Linked DNA regions of Mus musculus: regions 1 and 3 are each linked to region 2. The links are chromatin loops, found by intact Hi-C in ENCODE. Cell type or tissue: left cerebral cortex. All regions are shown on one strand.

Evidence for each region. Hi-C counts contacts between places; a loop is a spot of excess contacts. Peaks named below come from ENCODE experiments on the same cell type or tissue, not always from the same donor. Only the 100,000 strongest peaks of a DNase experiment are listed, where the experiment ranks them.
Region 1: a loop joins it to region 2, with 2.6 times the contacts of the local background. A loop is called at or near these places in 4 of 42 quality-filtered maps.
Region 3: a loop joins it to region 2, with 4 times the contacts of the local background. A loop is called at or near these places in 4 of 42 quality-filtered maps.

Annotation. Positions count from the first base shown.
Region 1 is chr13:58,803,247-58,811,246 of GRCm38, forward strand. It overlaps Ntrk2 (neurotrophic tyrosine kinase, receptor, type 2), which reads left to right and starts at 4,451. Exons shown (of 18, transcript NM_001025074.2): 1 at 4,451-4,767; 2 at 5,139-5,694. The coding sequence starts at 5,483. In left cerebral cortex, CTCF peaks have their summits at 824 (motif pointing right), 3,278 (motif pointing right) and 5,374; DNase peaks (open chromatin) are centred at 3,298, 3,809, 4,069, 4,484 and 2 more places; H3K4me3 peaks cover 5,019 bases; H3K27ac peaks cover 4,922 bases.
Region 2 is chr13:58,930,938-58,938,937 of GRCm38, forward strand. All of the region lies in intron 12 of Ntrk2 (neurotrophic tyrosine kinase, receptor, type 2), which reads left to right. Among named protein-coding and RNA genes, the nearest start is that of Ntrk2, 130 kb to the left of the region's middle. In left cerebral cortex, no CTCF peak of the experiment used is centred here; DNase peaks (open chromatin) are centred at 3,981, 5,272 and 5,783; H3K27ac peaks cover 5,503 bases.
Region 3 is chr13:59,070,212-59,078,211 of GRCm38, forward strand. All of the region lies in intron 16 of Ntrk2 (neurotrophic tyrosine kinase, receptor, type 2), which reads left to right. It overlaps Gm53063 (predicted gene, 34245), which reads right to left and starts at 3,503. Exons shown (of 4, transcript NR_168904.1): 1 at 3,386-3,503; 2 at 1,781-1,868; 3 at 1,225-1,395; 4 at 1-1,115. In left cerebral cortex, a CTCF peak has its summit at 3,552 (motif pointing left); DNase peaks (open chromatin) are centred at 1,079, 1,381, 3,728, 4,727 and 1 more place; H3K27ac peaks cover 6,451 bases.

The sequences.
Region 1 (8,000 bases), 130 kb before region 2:
CATGGTAATGCAAACCCTAACTGAGACAACATCCATGCTGACTTAATAGAATGCACTGGAAAATGTTCCTCTCCATTTTCTGGAAGAATGTGGGTAGTTTTGCTATCGTTTGCCATGTCTTGTAGAATTAGTGAAGTTATCTGGGACTAGAACTTTCTCTGTGGGAAGATGTGTGTGTGTGTGTGTGTGTGTGTGTGTGTGTGTGTGTGAGTGTGTGTGCATGTGCAGTGGGGTGGTGGTGGTATATGCATGTGGGTGTACAACTATGCACATACGCAAAGCCAGAGCGAGATGCTGGGTGTATTTCTCCCTCACTCTGTGAATTATTGCCTTGGAACAATCTTCACTGAGCAGGAAGCTTACCTTCTTGTCTAGGCTGGCTGGTGGGCTCTTCAGGACTGCGTGTTTCTACTAGTTCTGGGGCTGTAGTCATGCACAGCCATTTATGTAGGTTCTGGGATTTGAACTCATGCTTGCATAGCATACATCCTTATTCACCGAGCATCTCTCCAGACCCAAGTGGGAAGATGTTAAAAGATGAACTAAAGATCTGCGTAAGATCAGGACTACTCAGTTTATCTGTTTCCTGTATAGAGAATGTTGTTATTTGTGTCATCAATTTTGTGTGTGTGTGTGTTTATGTGTGTGTGTAGTTGTTGTTGTTCACAGTATACTTGTGTGATTTTGTTAATATTTATAAATCATCTGGGGTTTCTTGTTGAATTCATTATTTCATTTCTCTCCCTTTTAAAAAATATTGATTTATTTTCACTTTGTGTGTTTCCCTGGGTGAGTGTATATGCACCATGCACATGTAATGCCTCAGGCGGCCAGAAGAGGGCATCAGAAGTCCTGGCAGTGGGTTGCTGACCATAGTATGTGACTCTGGATGTTGGGAAGTAAACCAGAGCCTCTGCACCATCTCTCCTGCTCTCCCCCCAGTGCCTGCCTGCCTGCTTGCTTTCTTTCTTTGTTTCTTTCTTTGTTTCTTTCTTTGTTCCTCTCTCTCTCTCTCTCTCTCTCTCTCTCTCTTTCTTTCTTTCTTTCTTTCTTTCTTTCTTTCTTTCTTTCTTTCTCTCTTTCTCTTTCTTTCTTTCCTGATTGGCCCAACCAGATGTCTATCAATGTTATTCATCTTAAAGAGCTGTTTTTTTTACGTGTTTTTGCTATTTTTTTCATTCTGGTTTGCATTATTCCATCTCTTTGGATTTCTTTGTGATAATTTGTTCTTTTACAGGTCCCAACACTCAAAGTCAATGTCACTGACTAGGGACATTTGTTCTTTTCCAGGATTGGGGTGTAGTGTTGTAGCGTTCTTCCTAACGGCTGGCTCAGTGGCTCCCTACAAATTCTGATGTGCTGTGATTTCACTTTTTACTTTTGATTCTTTTCATTGGCATAGATGCCTTGTGTCTGCGCAGGGATTGCCATAATTCCTTTGCGTCTCTGCAGGGATTGATATAGCTCCTTTGCATCTGCCCAGGGCTTTTACCCCTGGCTACAGGCGGTTTCACCTCTGAATATGCTAATCAAGATGGAGACTTCTTAGCTTTCATACACTCTCCTGTTGGGAGCCTTCTGCTCACTTTGATTTCCCTTGACTCTGCCACAGTCTTTCTTTGTTGTCCGATGCCCATTTGCTTAAACAACCCAGTCCTTTCTTATGTATTATTAGTTGTTTGGTTGAGAGACCAATCCTCAGTCAGAAGCAAAAGTTAGTGGAGTTTTGTCTTTGTATAACAGCTTTCTGGTCTCAAAGTTGATATGGATCTTCAAGTTTATAAGCTAAGAGAGCATTATCGTGTGTCCTGTTATTGTTCATGGTATTACCATTGTGAATGAGAGAACAACCCCCCCCCAAGCCCAGTGAAGGACTTACCTGGCTACTAGAGGAACTCGGAGTACAGGACTGCAGGACAAGAGGAACTGTGTCCAGGAAAGCTCACACAGAGGGCTGGCTGTGGTAGAGATTAGGTGAGGCATGCTTCAAATTCAAATTATTGTATTTGCCATTGAGCACATATTTAAACATGCCTACTGTGATCTGGAGCGAGTTTAATAAACACAGTTGATAATCATTCCTGCCTCTTCAACGTTTCCATAAACAGTCTGTTGAAAGGACAAAATAGTGTGGACCAAGACAAGACGGTGGCCCAAGGAACGGGGAGCAGGAAGTGGGCAGCCCATCCTAACTGAAGTGGCACGTAACAGTAGCATGTACTCGTTCTACAAATCCTGCAAATATTCCAGCATTCATTAGACTCTTCCTGTCTATAAACCACACAAACTCTGCCAGTCTTGGATGCCACGTCAATACTGTAGCCACCATCATAGAAATGGACATTTTCTGAGAAAAAATGGAGTGAGAGTAGGCATGAGTCTGGGGCACGCATGAGTGCGCAGGGGCGGGAGTGGGGCAGTAATTACTCCTCCCTTCCTCTTCAGTGTTCCTAGGGGTTTTTCCACAAAAGACACTGGCAAATGGAAGGAGAGATGGCTCAGTGAGTAGACACTTGGTCTGATCTCACCTTGCTCCCAGGACGCGTGATGGAAGGAGAAAATCAGCTTTCCTCTGATACCCTTGATTTGGTAACCCACACACATACACAATAAGGTGTGTGTGTGTGTGTACGCGCGCGCGCACGCACGTGTATGTGTCTGGAAAAGTCTCCCTAAAAGAACATTGGCAGCACAACTGTGTCTCCTGGACAAAGATGTCTTAGCTTTGGGGTTCTGTGCCTTGCCACAGCAGCAAAGGTGGCAGGCAGAACTGAGAAGTTATCTGAAGCTTGGGTGGTCCAAGCCCCCAAGGTGTATCAGGGCTCAGGGAAGGGGGTGAGGTGACCTGCTGGTTTTTGCTCCAGGCCTCGGCCGGCCGGGTGTTTTAAATGTGTAAGGATTATATTTCTATCCCTGGTGCATGACATCTATGTGAAAATCTTGCTAGATTGATTTTATTTCTTAGTGATGTTTAAGGCTGTGCGAAGACCCAAACATTTCCCCTGACATCATCCTTCTCATTTCTGGCCTTTTGCGGGCAGTTGGATGACTATTCTTATGTCTTAAATTGGACTCCAGCGCATTGTCTTGTGGTGCGTGGAGGACTTCAGAGGCAGGAGATTGTAGGGATCTGGTGAGAGGCGCACTGCCTGGGTAGCAATGTGCACACAGCGCGGCGGTTGCGCATCTGGAGCTGCAGTGCGCCGGTAGCGCAGTTCCTAATGCGGTGGTAGCAATGGCCCGAGGTACCGGAGCGTGCTGGGTTTCTTCTCCCCACGCGGGGGCACCAGAGCCCTCGAAAGTGTCAGGCACTGCGGCGCATCTACCAGATTCCCTTTTAAATGACTGCGGATGTGCGGGCGGTCGCAGCTACAAATGGTGAGAGGAGGCTCAGATCAGGCTCGCGAATGGCCCGCAGCGACCATTTAACTGCACCCGCACGTTTGTCACTCGACCCTCCGGAATCATCTCACGTGTCCCCACTGAGACTCTAGGGCGCTGCCGGAGCCCGGCCTCTCGGTAGCTGGAAGCACATCCTGCCTCGGGCAGCGCGGGTGCAGGGTACACGTTGGCGCACATGCACGCGCGCACACGAACACGCGCAAGGTACGGCAGGGCAGGGGACAGGGGCTTGGGTGCTCCGCGTGCGGGTGGGTGTCGCGGGGAGTGAAGCTGTGATCCTCAAATGGCTGCATCCTGCCAGGTTAAGGAATAAGAGAAGATGATGCGGAGCCATCCATTCCACAGGCCAGGGTCGGTGCAAAGCATTTAGGGAACCCACAGCGCGGCCGGCGCGCTCCCTTCCCACGCAGGGCTCTCTCTGTGGCGCAAACGGCAGGAGAAAGATCCATCAGAGCTACACTTGTGTCTGCAGGCTGTCTACACTTCTCTCTTGGCAGAAACCCCATCAGGAGAGCTTTGGAACCATCCACCCCTAAATAGGTAGTCCGGAACCCGGCAATGGTCCTTGGTTACTAACGTACAGCGCTATATATTTATTTTTGTACGGGGTGTAGCTTGTCTTCCCTATATTTTGGAAATAGCTTGCTTTCCCCTATGAGCATGGTGAGAAAGAAGAACGCGGCGGGGAGGGAGAGGGAAAGGAAAAGGAAAAGGGAGGATTCCTACAATACGAATCAGAGCATTTTTTTCAGAGCCTAACCAAACAGGGCTTCCATTTAAAAAAGGGGGAGCTAGTCTGTACTGCGATGTGGAAGAGATGTAAGAATTAGGGACCAAGGAAGCATCGCTGCATTTTAGATGTACCGGGGTCTAAAGGGGGCACACACACGCACACGCGCACACATGCACACCCGCACAGCTACCCCGCCAAGGTGTGTGCGTGCGCGCGAGTGTGAACTCCCACATGCTGCTGTCTGCGCCTGGCCGCTGGCACCAAGCCTCCTCCTCCCCGCTCGCCCCCAGATTCCCTCCCCTCCGCCTTGCTTTTGTCTGGAGGGTGCTATGCTATGCGTGTGTGCGTGTGTGTGCGCGCGCGCGTGTGTGAGCGTGTGTGTTTTTGGATTTCATACTAATTTTCTGGAGTTTCTGCCCCTGCTCTGCGTCAGCCCTCACGTCACTTCGCCAGCAGTAGCAGAGGCGGCGGCGGCGGCGGCCGCCGGTTAGAGCCCAGTCGCTGCTTCAGCTGCTGTTGCTGCTTCTGCAGCGCTCTGCTCCCTGCGCTTGCTACGGGAGGCCGGGGAAGCCGCGCGGACAGTCCTCGGTGGCCTGGGCCGGCACTGTCCTGCTACCGCAGTTGCTCCCCAGGTGGGATGTGCCGCGCCACCTGCCCACCTCCCCTCTCCCCCCGCGCCCAGCGGCCGGGGAGGATTCTGCAGCATCATTGGGGCCCCAGCGCTGCCGCAGCCTCTTTGGAGGGTCCTTGGCTTGGCCTATGCCATGGAATCTGCTCTCAAAGACCCGTTACCGACTTCTCATGCCTCGGCCTCAGGCTTGAAGGGAGGGCGGGCACACGGGGGGGGGGCACTAAGGGGCAAGTTGATGGCGGGGCGGGAGCTGGGCACTCAGACATTCATTCTCCAGGCTTGGGGTTCAGGGTGAGGAGAGCGCGGAGGGACTGTGTCCCAGTTGGTGGTGTGTGGGGTCTATTAGTCTCATCCATGTCTGTTTGTCCTCAGCCCTGAGGTGCGCACCGATATCGATATTCGTGCCGGTTTAGCGGTTCTGCGACCCAAAGAGTCCAGGGAGATCCACCGAGTGGTGCCTGGCGTATAGGACTATGCAGCCGCCTTGTGGCTCGGAGCAGCGGCCCGCGATGTCCCAGCCACTGTGAACCATTTGGTCAGCGCCAACCTGCTCAGCCCCAGCACCGACAGGCTCAGCCTCTGGTACGCTCCACTCCGCGGGAGGCCACCAGCACCAAGCAGCAAGAGGGCGCAGGGAAGGCCTCCCCCCTCCGGCGGGGGACGCCTGGCTCAGCGTAGGGACACGCACTCCGACTGACTGGCACTGGCAGCTCGGGATGTCGCCCTGGCTGAAGTGGCATGGACCCGCCATGGCGCGGCTCTGGGGCTTATGCCTGCTGGTCTTGGGCTTCTGGAGGGCCTCTCTCGCCTGCCCGACGTCCTGCAAATGCAGTTCCGCTAGGATTTGGTGTACTGAGCCTTCTCCAGGCATCGTGGCATTCCCGAGGTTGGAACCTAACAGCGTTGACCCGGAGAACATCACGGAAATGTGAGTTCCTTTTACTTTTTCTCCTGTCCCCACCTCAGGAATCAGGCAGGTGTATGTTTGGGACAGATGCTGTCCCACACATGGCAAGAAGTCAGAGACCAGAGAGATGGGGTACCTGTCACTTCTCTGTCTGTTTCACTGGCTTACGGATGTCAGTTGGTGAAGAGTGGGACTCTAAAATTCCATATAGACAGAAATATAATCATAAATTCGTATATATTATGTTCCTGGGAAGGAATTCTGCGTGCATTTTCATTTCAAAGTTCTGATGGGTGTGTTTTAGGCTTTCAGTATACGATAATTATATTGGAACATTTTTGTTTGGTAAAATATACTGTGTGTGTGTGTGTTGAGAGAAGTTCCAGTGATATTAACCAGAAAGGAGGTTAAAATTATTCATTTTCAAGAATTGGTTGGAGGAAGTGAGGGTCTCTCCCTTAACATCTTTTCCCGAGGCTTGGAGTTGACTGGTCCTGTTCCCCCTTTTCCATCTCATCTATTGGATTTTGCTTCAGAGATTGCAGCCAGAGATGCTTTGAGGATGCCCTGTAAGAGGAGAAGTTCTGAGTGTCGAAAAGCACTCGCTCAAGAGAGAAAATGCGATCACAGGAAGGGCTAAAAGCCTGGGCTGATTTAATTTGGACCTGATTTCTCAGAGATACGATTTTGAGACCATTTGGATTATAAATCTTAATTGCCCATTGAAAAATTCCCCAGGACTAGGCTAAACAGCAAGCTATGTGCACACTGACGGATGGTAGCTTCAGCCTTGTCCCTAGAAAGGTTACAGCTTGTCCCAGCTTAGTGGAGAAACAGAAATGTGTTTCTTTTCTCTCTGTTGGGTGTCTTGTGACGAATACCCTGCCAAGCAGGAACTCAACCGTCCTTTCTCTAGGTCACCTGTGTTGGGCACACTGCTGTTGTCCCTTCTCTGCAATCTTGCCATTTTATGTCTCACGAACAGAAGGTTTTGTTCATCTGTGTAGAGGATTATAAAGCTAAGTTTCCTGGGTGATTGAGACTGAGAAAGGCAGCCTTGTAAGTAGGGCTTGGGCTGTGGCCTTCCGGTTGGCGAGTGCGCATGCACCCCCTCCCCCAATGTACAAGGGTGTTTTCTGCCAATGCAGCTGCCAGTGCCAAAGGAGTCAAGATAACCTGTTTTGGTTTTTAAATGTAAGTAGGAGCCCCTTCTAATCTTGCCGTTCTGCTACTGATGGTTACACTACAGGCCTCCGGTGTGAGGAAAGAATGGCAGAGCAAGGTGGAGCGTGCAGGCCTGGCATAGCTGAGCCAATCCGGCTGTGAACAGTGGAGACCAGGGTGCTAGGTTCCCAGTCTTTGACAAGTAGCGCAGCAGCACAGTGGGAGGTTAGGGTAGGTATGTGCCTGTCCTGGGCTGGGCTTATCCAAAGAGTCTGTGGCCTTTCTCAGAACTCATGCCTTTCCGAAGGTAATGTCAGTCAGATGGAGGGGCCTTGTGGAAGCAACTCAGAGCCTTTCGGTGGCTGGAGACCTGGAAGGTGCATTGACACAGCCTTTTTAAAAATCCAACGATAGACACCGAATGAAGAGAGAAATGAGACGCAGCGCTTGGTTCTCACTTCGGTTGCTTTACTTTAACATTTTAAGATCAGCTGAAAAGAAGAAAGCATCTCTAAACCCAAAAGCAGTATTGCCGAGGTTCCAGAGCCTTCTGCCTGATGCATGCCAGAAACTGACATTTGGGGCAGAGCATGCTATGGCTTTCTTGCAGTTGTTGTTACTTCACACACACACACACACACACACACACACACACACACACACACACACACACACAAGTGTATTGTGATGTTTCAGTTCCTACTCTGGCTTTATTTAGAAATCCATTGGTATTGGGAGAACTTAGAACTCCATGTGCCTGAGTGTCCAGGATGCAGGAGTAGGTTGGTAATATCCACCAGGCTAGGGAGAGGCAAGGTCTGCAAGAAGGCATTTCTGTCTACTTAGCCTCCTGGTGCCACTTGAGCCTATCCGAGCAGTATCTGTAAACTGTATTGCAGTGCTTCTTTGGAAAGCACCAATTATTTTGAACTCAAAATAATATCAATAGTTGAGATAGTTTCATCCTCAGCCGTATAGGATACCATCTGTGCCCCTTTCCCTACGTGATAATATTTGTTTGAACAACTTGGTGGGTGGCTACAGTACGAGCTACAGTTGGAGCCAAATGACACATTTCACATACTCTGTTATTTGGTCCAGTGCTATTCTCAATGTATTCTGGACTAGAAGTTTAGTTTATTTGTGTATCCATGAAGTTATAT
Region 2 (8,000 bases):
ACAGTGGTGTGGACTCAGAACTCCTGGGCTGGGCTGGAGCTGTACCACAGGATGCTGTAGGGCCTTGGGCAAATTACCTAACTCTCTAGGCCTCAGTTTCCTCATCAGTAAAGAGGGCATGATAAGAGAACTTGTTTTATTGGGAAAGTCAATGGGATAACTAGAACACAGCATTTGAAAGAGAACCTGGCACGGAGAACATAAGCTTTAAGATACCGTTACACATTCTTTCTCCATCTGTAGGGCAACGAGGTATCTGGAGTCAAGGAACTCAACATTCCTAGCTTGTATCACCTGTTATAGGGTTGGCGTTTCCATCTGCATTCAATAATTGTTCTCTAGCAGCTAATAATATATGCCATATATAATATAGACATATAGCTATGACTCTCCTATGTCATATAGTCACAAATAATATGCAATATTTGACATGCTCTAATGATATATATTAGGTTGTGTAATGAGCGATACACTTATGTGGATATCATATTCATAGTATAGTACATACTTGTATTTAGGAGGGTTTAGAATTTCTGAGAAAACTATCTAGATTGTTGTGCTGCCCAACATTTGATGATTTAAAGCCCTCTAGGTTTTGGCCCAGCTATTGAGTAATGAATGAGTCAGTTACTTTGAAATAGTTTGATGAAATTAAGAAAGTAAAGAGAATTGGGGTTTGAATAGTGAGTTGTTGCTGAATCCAATTACCCTCATAAGAAAGTATTTACAAATTCTCCGAGGATTGTTTATCCCATGTGCAGATTTCTCCTCCTTACATTAAGCTGCTAATGTCTGATAGAATTGTGAGTAGATCTGTGGGCAGAAATTGTTTGCATTTCTTCCTCGCATCTTGTGTATCGCATAAATTGATTTTGAGTTTAAAACGAAGTTGCTCAGTCACGTGATGCCCGTGTGATCCCAATTTGTGTTATTATGTATTGCCTTGCTTTTGAAACCATATTCCATGTTGTTTTATTTTGATGTAGTATGTTCTTTTTAAAGTGACTATGTTTGCATGTGAATTTCTGTTGTTATTTCTTTTTTCTTTTGAGCATGACTTACGTTTCGTTTTGTGTTTCTTTTAGGTTTTGTTTTGTTTCATAAGATCCCACTGGATGGGTAGCTGAGATAAAGGAAAGACAAAGGCTGGGGCTGTGGTGCTTGTTGCCTGACGCCCTGTGAGCTGAACTCTGGGACTGCTGTTGCCTATCCCAGGAAGTGCTGCTTATTTGAGGGTGTCTGGTGGAAATGGGTAATCTCCGAGGATGTCTGCAGCCTGCTTGTTGTGAGCTGTGACTGGGGAACCCCAAGGCAGAGGCAGGGGTCAGGCAGCTGAGAAGCAGCAGAAGAACACACTTAGATTCACCTTCTGTTCTTACAATAGTTCAAATATAGAATCGAAGTGAAATCTCATTGGATTATGCCTCTCTAATGAAAAGCGAGCTGTTTGACTATACGGAAAATGTGCTGACATTAATTGCTTCTGTTTATTAAAGGTGATTTGCAAATTAAAAACTCTGCATCTATCATCTATCCATCTATCTGTTTGTCTATCATATCTATCTGTCTGTCTATCTGTCTATCATCTATCTACCTACCTCTCTATCATATCTATCTGTCTGTCTATCTATCTATCTATCTATCTATCTATCTATCTATCTATCTATCTATCTATCATCTATCTACCTATCATCGATCTACTTATCTATCATCTATCTATCTACCTATCATCGATTTACTTATCTATCATCTATCTATCTATCTATCTATCTATCTATCTATTTATCTATCTATCTATCTATCTGTCATCTATCTAAAGTCATAGCTAGGTCTAAGTGCACACTAAAAGTCTAATCCACACATAACACCTATTTCAGCAACATCTTCTGTTCTCTAACCTTTGCTAACTTCTGTGATTTCCACCTACAACCCTGCGACTGATAGACTTAAAGGCACATTGGTGGTGTCATTAGTAGGTTCTTTGTTTTGCTGGCAGCAAAGACCCAAACTCTTCGCTAACGATTGCTTTCAAAGTCCACCCGGCAGGTAGAACGGAGCAGCACCAGGGACTGTGTGGCCAGGAGTATGGACCTGAATTAACCACAGCCTGAGAATAAATAATGGTAGGGTATATGCATATAGGGAATTAAAATCTTGTCCCTTTCCATTGCCCTCTGCTAACCACCTGCCCTTTAGAGGTTTGCCTAGCGAGAGCACCTCAGATCTCATGCTGTTTGAATTACAGAGCTGCAGTTCTCTAGTGTGAATAGGCCTGCAAGCTGAGCTGCTGGCCTGCTGTGAGCGGGAGAGCATGTCTAAGGACAGTCCCTGGAGCATGCTGCCCTACTGCTGCGTCCTGACCCAGCAGCAGAGAGGTGGCCAGCTGCTAATGAATGTGGGCTCCTTGCTGAAAGAACAGTCTCCCAGCTACCAATTCCTGTAGCCCCCAACCACTCCCCACCTGACCCGTCCCTGTACCCCTCTCATTCACTTTGTCATGGCAGTGGCCTTTGTGGGATCCATCCCATCTGCACCAGGCAGCAACTTTGTCTGTCCCTCCATTCTCACTTGAGGTCCCCTTCAGAGCCAGGCTGGGATATTTCATTTAAAAACCACACTCAGCTCTATTATACACTCACACACAGAGCATAGCTTGAGAGGAAACTTATTAACATTCCTTTTTTAAAAGGTAGTTTATCTTTAAGGATTTTTAGGTTTTTCTCTTAACAATCCCAGCATGTTTGGGAACTATTTTGAATCCTCTGTAAGCATGTCCATCAATCTTAATAAACCAGAACCCGTTTAGGCCCCACTTGACATCAGGGGAATACTGTAGTATTTTATACTGAGCCACTACAGTATGGCTCAATTCCGGTCTTTTTGTGAGTCCGTGGATTAGAGTGTTTGCACTGGCCAACCACATTGTGCCTGAGAGGGCCAGTCACTTCCACAGACCTCTCAGAGGCTTTGTCTCCAGGTGCACAGTGGGTCTCAGCACAGAAGGCTCCGTGTCCTGAACACCCCCACTGCCCAGCACTGCCCCCACTGCAGCTAAGTGACAGCTCCTGTCACCACTGAGATCTCTGTCTTTCCCAAAGGTGTTGACTTACCCAGAGGCCAGCTAATAGCAGAAATCTTGACCCCCGAAAGGAGAGTGAAATTCAAACAGGCAGGCAGGCCAGGGTCTCAGTGTGACCAACACTCTTAAATATCGGCCATTTGGCACCCAAAAAAACCAACAAAACAAAACAAAAAACTTAAGCTTTGATGTTATTCCATAAGAGGATGATGGATTGTTTAAAGATTATTTTATAAGGTTCCTCAGATCAGAAAGAAAAAAAGGGGGGGGGGAATAATTTCAGTTAACAGCTAGGAGAAATGTAGGGTAATTTTTTTTTTGTTCTGAGATGTAAAGAAGTGGACAGATAAGGAGATTTAATATCAAACGTTACTTGGCATCTTCCAGGGGACAAGGAGAGCAGCGGCTATTAGAAAATTGATTCTTATGGTTCCTGTGTTCTTTGTCTTTTCTTCTTTATAACCCCCAAGGACCGCCATCAGCAACACAGTATTCCTTTCCTATACTCTTCCTTTTATCCCTGGCTTTCTTTGGTCCCCCAGAAGAAATCTGCTCTCTGAGGATTCACAATGGTGTGTATTTTATTTTTACAGTGCCAGGAAGAGAGAAGGGACATTTTTATTTTTCTGGAGTTAGGTCTGTGCTCTCTGACAGGAACTGGCATTACAGTGCCAGGCAAGTCTCCACACTCACAGTGGTCTAGGTGAGCCAGTACCTGCCTAAAACCCAGGGGCAACTGTCAGGATGCCAACCATGTCCCGGGGGAGCAAGGACCCAAGCTTCCAAATCTTATTCTCTAAAGAAGATGTGAAACCTGGATTTTTATATGAAACCTACCTATTTTTAAAAAGTTGGCACAGTTATTTTTAAAACATTATGTAGGCCAACAAAGCCTGCCTGTGGGCCGCCAGTCTGTTCCTTCTGTCTTAGAGAGAGTCATTGTTCCCCACTGTATCTGTCTGTCTTTCCCTGCAAACTCTCTTTCTTCATGACTGCCACTGACAGGTGCATTAAGCAAGTTCTGACAGGAACTTCACCCGTCCAAAGGTGCACAGCTGTCTGTTACCCTGTGACTCCCTCCTAGCTGGGACCCCAGGCCCTGTCACCTTGCTGGGTTGTCCCTACAGTCCTGTCTTCTCAACATTCTCCAAGTGCAGAGCCATCCTGGTCCTAGTCAGCACTCTCCTCCGCTTTATCTGACACAAATCCCTTCTCTCCAGGTGCCATGTCTTCTAGACTCTCAAGAGAGCAGAATGAGATGAGATGAGTCCCGCTCCCCCATCTCCATGCTGGCCTCAGTGGACTGATGGCCCTACTTAGCTACAAAACATCACCTCAAAGAGATAGGGTTCCATAGCTTGTTGACCTGCCATGGTTGGGTCTCTGGGGCGTGGTTGGGTCGCTCAGGCAGCTGAGATGGAGTAACAAAGAGCTTCTGACACCACAGCAGCCAACATAGAAACTGTCCTAAGACTGAAGAGGGCTGTCTCCCAGTAGGAGACATGAACCCCAGTACATATTAGAGAGAATCAGCTCAGCAGTCCCCCCTCCCACCCCTCCAGTCTCAGGCCTCCCCACAGCCAAGAAAACCAGCGCATTCTGCCTTCATCTTGGCCCTCTACTCTTCGGGACCCTGAACCAAGCTCACAATAGCTAGGGGTCTTGAAGCCTGAGCAGGCTTACACAGGGGTTTGCAGAGTAAGTGACTGAGAGAGTGTGCGACTGAATGCAGTTTCAGGGGCATGCTGAGAGAACAAGCAGGGGGCACTTCCTTGCTTCTGCTCCCCCCCACCCTCTACCCCCATCTTTCTAAACTGACCCCATGATAGACAGAGAATGTTGTCTGGTTTTGTTGGCAGCTCTGCCTAATTATAACACACTGAACTCTCCACCACCCCTTCTTGCAAACTAGACTCTCAAGCCTGTGCTGACTTCTGCCTGTGAGGGGGTGAAACACACCTCCACCTGCTTTGATACATGCTGTCTAGAGTCCCTCCCTTTGCTTCCATCTCATTCTTTCACACTCTAATTGAAACTCACTTCATCTTGTTTGGTCTAGACTAGAGATTCACGGGGAGGGCTCCGCTGAAGGGGGACGATTCCATACAACAGGGAGCTCAGGAGGTGGCTGCCTCCAGCTGTGTGGGCTGTGCCAGGCTCTCTGCTTTATGATGACAGAGCTCCCGGGATCCTGTAGCTCAGCAGACCTGACTCCAAGGAACCTGGTACAGAAGTTGCCATTAAGAACATTCTGCTCCTTTTGCATACCTCAATACTTAGCAATCTGTCAAGTTTACCTAAGGGCACCTGGGACAGCTGAGGGCTCTCCTGAATTTAAATTGCTTTCGGGTGAGTGCTGCCAGGCTTAAATTAGGTTGACAGAATTCCCGGCCCAGAAAGTTTGATAGCAGTTTTCACTTGAGAGGCGGCTTCCCAGTGTGGATAACTATTTCCTTGTCCTGGTCTCGGGGACAGAGGGACCTCCCAAGCTACTCGAGCATGACATAAATCATTCACTCTGCATTTAGTCTGGACTCACACTTCAGGGTAGCCAGTGATAGTGAAGCAACTCCCAAACCCACACTACACCCCATTGTCTGTGTTCTGAGTCTTAGTGTTCTTGGGAGGGAGAAAAACGTATAAGAAGCAAGGAAAAGAACCGGAATTTTTCTCACCAGCTTAATTTTAGCCGATGCATATATGAACTCACAAACAAATAAGAAGTAGCAAGACATTCTCAAGAAAGATGTGTCCCTGGGCTTCATCCCTATTGGGTCCAAACCCATTTGCTGGAATCCAGAGGCAGCTCGTGACTCACTTTTGTGCCTTTTTTCCCCTATAATATTCTGGGTTTTCAAGTCTCTTTTTTCACATTTCCTGTAAACAATGCATCTCTTTTTTTAAAAAAGATTTTACTTTTAAGTACTGTTTTAACAGTGTGGCTAGACTATAAATGTACTTGCTGAATTCATCCATTTCTTTAACAAGCCAATAAAGTTTTATGATTCATCTCCATGTGTCCTGTGTTCTCTGTAGATCACACCCCCTCTCCTACCCCCCCACGCATATGGCCCCTGTGTCATCGGTGGTCTGGGGGGCTGAGACATGTCAATAAGGAATTTTGGGGAGTCCTACCTACTGCGGGCGCTAGAACAAATCATGGCTTGGGGACAGCTTTGAGAGTTTCCATCAGTAAGAATCACACACACAAGAGGTATGGTTTATGATTCTTACATGAGAACTACTTCCATTAGTTAAAAGGTATTTGGTACAGAGTATATACCAGGAAGCTTTGTGGGTTTTTTTTTTTTTTGTTTGTTTGTTTGTTTTTTGTTTTGTTTTGGTTTTTTACCAACTAAACTTTTATATTCTTTACAAAATACTTTTGATGTTTTACCCCAGCAAGAGGGCACACAATGTCCTGTCAGTTCATTCACTAAGCAACTAAGCAACTCATGTCAGAGACAGAGAGCAGCTTTTATGGTCCAGGATAGAGATCTCAAGGACAGCAGTACCTGGAGAGACATGACCAGTTATGGCGGCAGACTGCTCATATGTCACGTCCCCTTAGTCTCCATTACAGGCTCTTCAGACTTTCCTTCCGCATGTCCCACTTTGGCTACAGGCCAAAAAATAAGATTTAAACAACTGCATCTTGGATTTATTTGAGCCCATGACCACCTTCTGGGCACCCTGAAGGGGTTATTGTTACTGCATGAGTGGTGGTTAACTTGGGGTAAATTCACCTTACAATCAAAAGGGAGTCTACCCAGGACTTAAAGGATGCTGATGGTAGTTAAGGGGTATTGATTTTGCAAATATGTGCCAAACGGTCTTCCACAGGCTACCCAGGGCTCCTCACAGCTCTACAGAGCTTACCCAACAGTACAGTTTCCGTAGTTTAACGTGCTCACCCCTTCTGGCCCTGGCCATCGAGCAGAGATTATTCTTGACCACGGTGAATTGTCAGGTTAACCAGTCACTGAGAAGGCGTCTGCTCCCAGTCTCAGGAAGCCCTTGCAGATCTCGGCACATGAGTGTGGGGCCTGGTGGTAACACCAGCACCTGATTTTCACCTTTTACCTTATGAGGCAGGTTGGGTCAGGAGGTTTCGGTGCGAAGCATGAGAACCCAGACCGTGTTTGCAACTGGCCATGGCAGATTTGTACTTTTGACCGATGTCATCGAGTGCCTTTGCTCATGTCCCCTGATTTCCAGCCCTCCGCATCCCCCTGGGGTTGTTTCACTATCTAATGAGTGATTCTTTTAAAAAAAAAAGATTTATTTATTATTTGTAAGTACACTGTAGCTGTCTTCAGACACACCAGAAGAGGGCATCAGATCTCATTACAGATGGCTGTGAGCCACCATGTGGTTGCTGGGATTTGAACTCAGGACCTCCGGAAGAGCAGTTAGTGTGTTCTTAACCGCTGAGCCATCTTGCCAGCCTAATGAGGGATCCTAAGAGAGATTAGCACAGCAGGGCTGGGGCGTGGCAGGACGGGTTGGTAGAGGACATATCATATCCAGCTACCTCCATGCACAGAATCTAGACAGCAGAACAAAGTGTCACAAAGGCCTGACTTGGCTTTGGCCTCTGCAGCACAAAGACACAGAGCAGCCTCCACACATGGAGTCCTCTCTGCACCCCCTTCTGGCAGCCCAGGACTGGGAGAGACTGCCAAGGGCATATGCTAATTTTCCAGTCATTTGGTCAAGTCCATCTCACATGCCACAAGATCTCAGAGCCTGTGTTTACTGAATTAAAATCTCTGCCCAACCACAGACTAACGAGCAGTAAGCTTTCCCCCTTCCTTCTGATAGTTTTATTACGTTTCCAAGGAGGGACGGAGAAACAACTCCTATGTTTATTTTCCACCCTTTTATCTCTTTTTAATAATCCCCATCAAACTGTAATCAG
Region 3 (8,000 bases), 140 kb after region 2:
TATCACTTCCAAAGGCTCAGCAGGAGGCTCTTCCTATCTCAGCCACCTATCCAGCATCTCAAGAGATGAAACAGTCCCAGTGAATATTTCAGGTGTTTCCCTGACGTTCTGCAGTGATTTCTGCATAAATCTCAGTCGACTCCATTTTCTCTTCATTGCAGTGCATATCTTTCTGAACCCTTTTACATGGGAAGCCTCATTGTGTCTTTTCCTTATCGAATGCTCAGTGGTCTTGTGTTTCTATAAATATTTCTGACCTCTGTTCAGGCAAGCAGCTACATCCCGTAAGGATAATTTTATATTTGGTGTGTTGATTTTTGAACTTTCCCAGGCAAGGTTAAGAGCACTAGCAACTTTAGGGCCCACCCCAGATACTTGGAAGGGTGGACTCTCGCCCTCTGCTCTGTGGAAGCCAGCACTTCTCTCTGCCCTGTGTGAGTGAGCACCCAGTGCTGTGACCTTCAGCCTTTGGTTTCCTTTCCAAGGACTGCTGTTCTCACGGGCAACCTGGTGCTTCAGTGAGTTTGGTACATCTTCATGGGATCACATGCCATGTCAGATCACAGCATGCTGGGAAAATGTAGAAAGGAAAGGGTGGGTGGGAGGTAAAGAAATATACAAACAAGAGAGAGAGAAAGAGAGAGAGAGAGAGAGAGAGAGAGAGAGAGAGACTAAGACCTGTATCCTGGCCTTTCCTTCCTTCCCCTTTACTTCAGCCAGGACTGCAGCCTGCAGAAAGGTCAGAGCCGACCTTCTGGCCTTAGCTAAACTCTCAGCTAAGCCCCCACAGACACACCCAGGGTCTTACTCCATCAATCTCCCTGGTAGCCCCCAGTGTAATCAGGTTGACAGTGAAGATTAGCCATCTTGTGGAACTTTCAGGGACCTAGACTTGAGTGCTCTCTTGACTCCCCATGACCACTTACCTCTCAAGGAGTACTAGCCGTCCTTACGTTTATTAAGTAGTGTGGAAACGGTTTATAGTTAGGCTGCCTGGGGTGGGGGGTGGGGGGAACTCATCTCTGCTACTTCATCTTTCCTCGAAGCAGAAGGCGGCTGTTCCCTCTCTACAAAGGATGTGTCATCTCAAGGCCCATCAGTGAGCTACTTACAATCTGCAGTAAAGAGAAACAAAATTCTCTCATCTTTTTTATATATATAAAAAAAATAGCTACTTCCTGTGAAGGCTTCCCCCCCCACCTCCTTTTTAATTAAATAACTTACATTTACATAATACTTGTACAATTAAAGTTTTTCTGCCTACACAGGATTATTGCTGAAGTAGGAGAGCTTCTTCTTCATCTTGGGTGAGCAGTGAGTAGGGGGAGTCATGCCAGCCTCGGTCCGACTCTGAGAAGTTTCTCAGGCTCAAACATGGACTTGCTCAAGAAAGCACTGGAAAGCCGTGTGGGCAGAAAATATCAGTAGTGTTCCCTGCATCTTGTAGTCTTGGCTTTTGTTCTATGCCCATTCCTGGGAAGTACTAGGCAGATGAATGGCTAGATTAACTTAAGATAGCATTCCAAATAGACTTCGTAACTGGGTTTCTGCAAGACATGTTCTGGTCCCTAAAGAAAATCTCCCTGGGAGAAGACACATGAATGATTCAGTCTGATATTAAGCAGGGAGATACATGCTGTACAGAAAAAAAAAACTGATTTTGTTGGAGGCGAGGGAGGAGATCTATAAAATTCTATGGGAAAATAAGTTAGACTTTGGCTGAGTTTTAAAGGGAGGAGAGTATCAGGTAGGGCTGTTAGTAACCTTAAAAAATCCATACCTAATGCCAAAGGGTTCTCGTGTGCAGCATACGTGTTCTGGTGTTAAACTCCAAGTGCCCCACGTGTACTGGATTCTTGCTGATCACACTAAAAGGAGTTTTCAGAAAAGAATGGTCCGTATTCTTCTTCCAAAGCAAGGATGCTGTCCACTGCACTAGGTACACTGGCCAGAAACTGTGGAGCCCCACCAGGGCATGAGTTCTGACAATGTCGGTCCTCAAGAGATTCTTTCAAACCTGCCCTTGTTTTATCTGTCCACCTGTCAGACACTACAGAGATTATCACAGCAACCTATCCTAGCACGGGATGCAGGTTAGATAACATTAACACACCAGAATGTGTCCTCTGCTGTGTGACAGGGGCTTCATGTGCTGGCGAGCCTGTGGTGAACACAGCTTAGCAGAAGCTTAGAGAGTCTGAGGAATTTCGCTTTCCAGACAGAGTGAGGCACACATCGGGCTCCAGAAAAATATTTATCTAAGGTTGAAGGGCAACACAGTCAGCAATGTGCTTGCCCGGTAGGCATGAGGAACCAAGTCTGATCTACAGAGTCTATGTTTAAAGGAAAGACAGGGGGGAAAGCTGGGCATGTGGCACACTTTTATAAACTCACACTCGGAAGCTGGAGACCCCTGGCCAGCCAGCTTAACCTAATCACTGAGACCCAGGCCAACTCTTGTTTCAAACTTTGATTCAAACAGCAGCAACAGCAGCAGCAGCAGCAGCAGCAACCACCACAACAGCAGCAGCAACCACAACAACAGCAAACACAACATTAAAAATTTTGAGGCATGACACTCAAAATTGACCCCTGGCCTCAACACGGATAAATACAAACACTCACACACAAACACACACATGTGCATACATGTACACAAACATGATAAAAGAATTATCAAACAAAATCCCTTCTGAGCTCTGATGAGAAAAATCTCTCTTGAACCTATGACCTTACCCACTCCTCGCCACAAACAAATTTTCAAACTTGACCATAGGCATGGATACCTGGGCGCTTGTTTCTTTGCTCATTTTGAAAACTCCCTGGACCTCCATGCCTTGATTTAAATTGAAACTGTGCGATTGCTCTTAATTATCGAGAAATTGGCCAGGGAGGCCAGGCTCCATGTCTCAGGCTTATATAATCCTCAATACTTGAAAGACCGAGGTGGAAGGAGAGGAAGGTCAAAGCAGAAGGGTCAAGGCCTGTCTGGGCTGCAGGAGGAGCTCAGGCCCAGCTCTGCGACTTACTGAGCACCTTAAAATAAGAACTTCAGAAAGTTACAACTTTAGGGAGCAGGAGCCTAGCATGCACCATTCAGCACCACATCAGTGGGGAAAGGCCATGTGCTGTTAAAAATTCTCTCAAGTGTGATCCTTTGTTTTCCTAGTGGAGACGGTGTTATGGCCATAATACAGTTTTAGGACTTCCAGTGAGAAAGGTCTTTGGATTTTCGTCAGTACCGTTCAGCCACACCCTGCTGCTGTCTGCCATCAGAGCTCAGATTCCTTGAGCAATGCTGTTTGCCATTATGTTTCAAATCTTCTATTTGGATCAGTTTGTGAATGAAGATTGTTTAAGGCTCCCCCCTACACACGCCCCTCACCTTGTCTGCGGGGCGAGTTTGGCTCATCCTCTAGGTAGGCACTGTCCTAGATATCCTGAATGTAGTGAGCGAGACACACCATAAGCTGCAGCTGGAAAAGGAGGCAGAAGCTTCCGATAGAGCAGCAGGGCTTGAGCTCCCGGCCCAGCAGACTAGGCAGACCCCTGCTGGCCGCCTCTGTCTCTGCAGGGTTGTGTCTGTGGGTGACTGGTGGGGCCTTGCGCAAGAAAAGGCTTGCGAAGACTGAAACAGCTTGTCAAGGTATCCTTGTGGGTGTCTGTATTGAAGTGTCACAGTACGAAGGCTTTTTATTAGCAGCTATTTTCGAAGCCGAACACCGAAACGGAACAGTTTCTTCCTTACATGGCACTTCCAGGCTGGCTGCCTCCCTCAGCACAGTACGACAGCACCAGCCTTCACATAAGGGGGTGGAGAACATGACGCTGGATCCTTTGACGGTGGAGCCTGGCTATGTGGCCCACGCCCTGAGCCCTGGAGATAATTTGGTTCATTCACATGTTTCTGATGACGGGATGCAGCCGCGGGGGCTGCGGAGGATGGGGCCTCGTGCGTTGCCTTTGCGCACAGCCCGGGAACCCTCCTGTTTTGAATGGGTTCGGAGGGATGGGTGGCCTGTGCGGAGGGCAAAGAGAAACCGGGGCCAGCTAAGCTGGGTGGTAGTGCTCTTTCGGCCTCCTTCAGCTAAATTCTTCACAGCTCTCTTCTAGCATGCAGCAGGTTCTCTCTAGAAAACTCGGTAGGCTTAATTGTAATTAAAAAAAAAAGTTTGCCCCAAGAAGACTCATTTTAGTGCATTAGAGAGCTGATTTTGGACCTTGAAAGGAAGGGTACGCATTCTACCTTAATACCTCAGCTTGGATGGAGCCAGCTCAACCACCTGCTTTTGTTTTGGTGCTTTGATTTTTGAGGCCAAGTCTCACCACATAGCTAGCCCAAGCTGCCCCTCATTTCTTCATCTTCTTGCCTTGGTATCTGAAGTCACAGATGTGTAGCCCTTCCTACACCTGTGTTTTGATGCTGCAGATGAAGAAAACAGTATTCAGAGAGGCAAAGTCACCTCCTGAAGTGTCCTGGCATCTTTTGAGGTTACTCCCCACCTCCAGGAGGTGGAAAGGGTTAACTTTCAAGGTCATAACAAGGTGATTTTGAGTCATTTCTACATCTGGTACACGAACCATCCATCACACAGAGACCCAGATCTGTTTGCTCCTCTGTTATGTGTGCACAGCGTGATGCGACTTCGGCTCATTGGATCAACTTCTCTGACCCTTATTTCCAAGTTCACCAAAGTGGAAATGTCTTTTCTGCCTGCTGCCTCATGCTGTCATGAGGGTACCACGGGAGATAGGACGTGGGAATGTGTGACTGGTTCTTAGGACTCTCGTTGCCATTGGTGAGCAGCAGGGAGCCCGTGCTGATGCTTACCCAGGACTCCCGCCTCCATGCTTAGAATGTGGCTCTCTCAGATAAACTACTCTGAGTGGAGGATGGCTCTCAGGGGTGGGAGCACCGACTTAGGCCTTTTTGGAATATTTCAAGATTGCTATTGGCTCACCGTACTTACTTTCCCGCTGCATCCCCCGTGTCTATGATATGACATGCCACTCTTGTATTATGGACATGAGTCCACTCATATAATATTGCTCTTTTCTCCCCTTCTAAGGTGATATGTGAGAGATTTTCCAGCAGTGTGAAAAGAACTAGTTCAGATCCCTAACTTCCTGCGGATTCATGCTCCGGGTTTCTTGCCCAGGCCCTTCCTGGCAACCTCAGCCACCACCACTGCAAAAAAAAAAAAAAAAAAAACAACCCTTATTTGTAAGATTTATTTATTTTTATTGAAGTGTGCTAGCGTCTGTGTGCGCCTCTTGTGTGTAGTGCCTGTGGAAGCGAAGAGGGCATCAGACACCCTGGAACTGGAGTTAGAACCATTGTGGGCAGCCATGTGGGTACCAGGAACTGAACCCAGGTCCTCTGCAAGAGCAACTAGTGCTCCTAATTGCTGAACCATGTCAGCATCAGCAGCCCCACTGAGAGCACGTCTTACCATTCCATGTAAAGTCCCTCCCCTGCACTTTGAGGTGAGCCGACAATTCCCATCTCTTACCACTGTCAGCCATGTGAGTCTAACAATTTGTCTAAGGGTGAAACACACACCACAAAAGGAAGCCATCACAGGATAAGCCACACACACAGTAGAATATGCTAGGCAACAAGGGACAGGGCTCAGGTCTTCAGCACTTTGAAAAGGACTGGAGACTCCTGCTATAATGTAACATTTAAAACATTAAAATAAAATAGACATGGTTACAAAATAATACCATCGAGTAGAAGCAGAGCTATACATCTTAAATTGCGGTATGAGGTATGATTAAAGCATTAAATGGGACCTGGGGGTGAATATAAAGTGGTAGCATAAAGGATGTTTTGAATATGTGCAGCAGCAATGAATGGCATGACATTAAGTCACCAGTTCATATGTGTATTACCTTTGGAGTTTCTGCTGACACCACCTCTGTTTGTTACCCATGTTAACAGCCGAAAGAAACGTTGGACCCAGAGGTGAATCAAGTGTGTGTGCAATTCCTGTGAATCAAGTCCACAGAACACATCAGGGTCTGTGTGCTCTGGTTCAGTAGCCCTGTGCTTGAACATCATGCAACAGTGCTTATTACACATGTGCCATGAATTTCTACTAGCTAGGAGCATCTGTCACAACCTGATGCAAGGACATGTAATCAGACAGGGCAGACCCTGCAGACCCCGAGATGGGATGAACTCCCGGAGTTCCAAAGACTCAACTTCTTCAACTTTTACATTTTACTAGCCATAGTATTTTTGCCAGGAGACCTGTGTGAATCTGTGCACCTCAGGCACTGCCTGTCTTTGCAATAGGCAGTTATCATATCAGCTCTCGTTGCTGTAATTATATGTGAACATAGGAAGAGGCTATCTCATAAATCAACAGCCTACGAGGGAACTGACACTGGACAGCCTGGTGTTAAACAGGGCATGTGCACACTCAGCTTGATTAGCTGAGTTCAACCCGTATTTCTCCACCTCTCCACACTACAAGGACCCTTGCCAAGAGCCTAGTTGAAACCAGTACACTGCCTGCCCAAGGCTGTTCCTTAGCTTCTTTCCCATTAGGGCACCTATAAAGACCAAGACGGTTTTTTTGTCATAGCTTCATTTTGATGAGCCCTCTCCTTCATCATTTGCTACTCTCTCAAGCAGCTCTCAGACATCTCTGTACATCTTGTGTTAGGATTTAGTCTGGGACAAAGCTCAACTCTAGTTATGAGAGTGCACTTTCTGGAAGTTGTGCCAATCTCTGCCTAACTTCTCCTTGGTTTCCCTCCACCCACTCCCTTGCTCCTACTGCCTGCAAGAATACTAAGTTTACTATGTTCAGGGGCAAGGGTTGGACTGTCACTGAGCTATGACTCCGGATGCACACCTTTCCATTTAAAGAGGACGTCACTTCGTCCCGCCTTTCCTTGACTGCCAAACATTCCGGATAGAGCAGAGAGAAAATTATTGAAACTTCTCCAACAAATACCATGCTGGGTGTTAGGGAGGAAAAGGTGGGCAAAGGTGTATTAGCCTTGTAGGGAATCTTACATTGTCAAATAATCCATAGACACACACCAGATAGTGAGTGGTGTGGAACAAACTGCTGGGGCTGCAAAACACTGCAAGGGGGAGGGGAGTCCGGCTTGGTGTGAGTGCTGGGAAGCCCACAGAGAGCATCTCTGAGAGGAGGCTTGCAGGTTGGGCTAGAGCAATACTGCAAAACATTAGTACCTTTTCATGGTCTCATTTTATAATATATAACCGTTGCCCACGTGAATGTTTATGGCATGATTAATGTGCTTTTATCTTCTTTGGTGTGGGGGATTTTATGTGATTTAGACTCTCATAGCGACACAGTTCTGAGTTTTCTTCTGGTAATTAAAATTAGCTACAATAGCCTCATTTCTATAAACTTACTTTAGCCCAGTCAGAAAGGCAGTGCCAGCTACTGGTCTTTGGAGCATAGGGAAGTTTGATCAAGTCTGTAGTTCCAACTCTCTCTGCAGTGAGCCAGGGCTGCACGGTCTTCATGCTTCTCTCAAGCTTGCCAAACTCCACCAGAGCCTCCAGTGGCATTGGGGATGTGTGCTCTGCACAGTGCTAGCATCTCATTGGTTTAGAACAGGAATGCTTAAGTAGTTTGAGGCCGTGCTAACAGTTTCTCCACATCCTGGAGAAGGGAATGCTCCAATGTTGACTGCCTTGAGGTACAAGTAACTGGGAGCCGTGAGGGGCACAGGCTGAGGGAGATGGGAAAATGGTAAGCAAGGTTACACCTGATTCAGCAAGGTTACACCTCGCCAGGTAATGCCTCTCTATTCTCCAATCTCAGCAAAACTCACCAACTCATTCATTTACAGAGGCAACATTCACCCTAGGGTGCACTTGACCATAGTGGGCTTTCCCTGTTAGCCACTCCGTACTGGAAGACTATATATGTTCTCCTTCAGAAATACACAAGAACTAAACGGGAATGCGCCACAGTTACAGGTGGCTCTGAAAGTCCTCTGCAGGCACG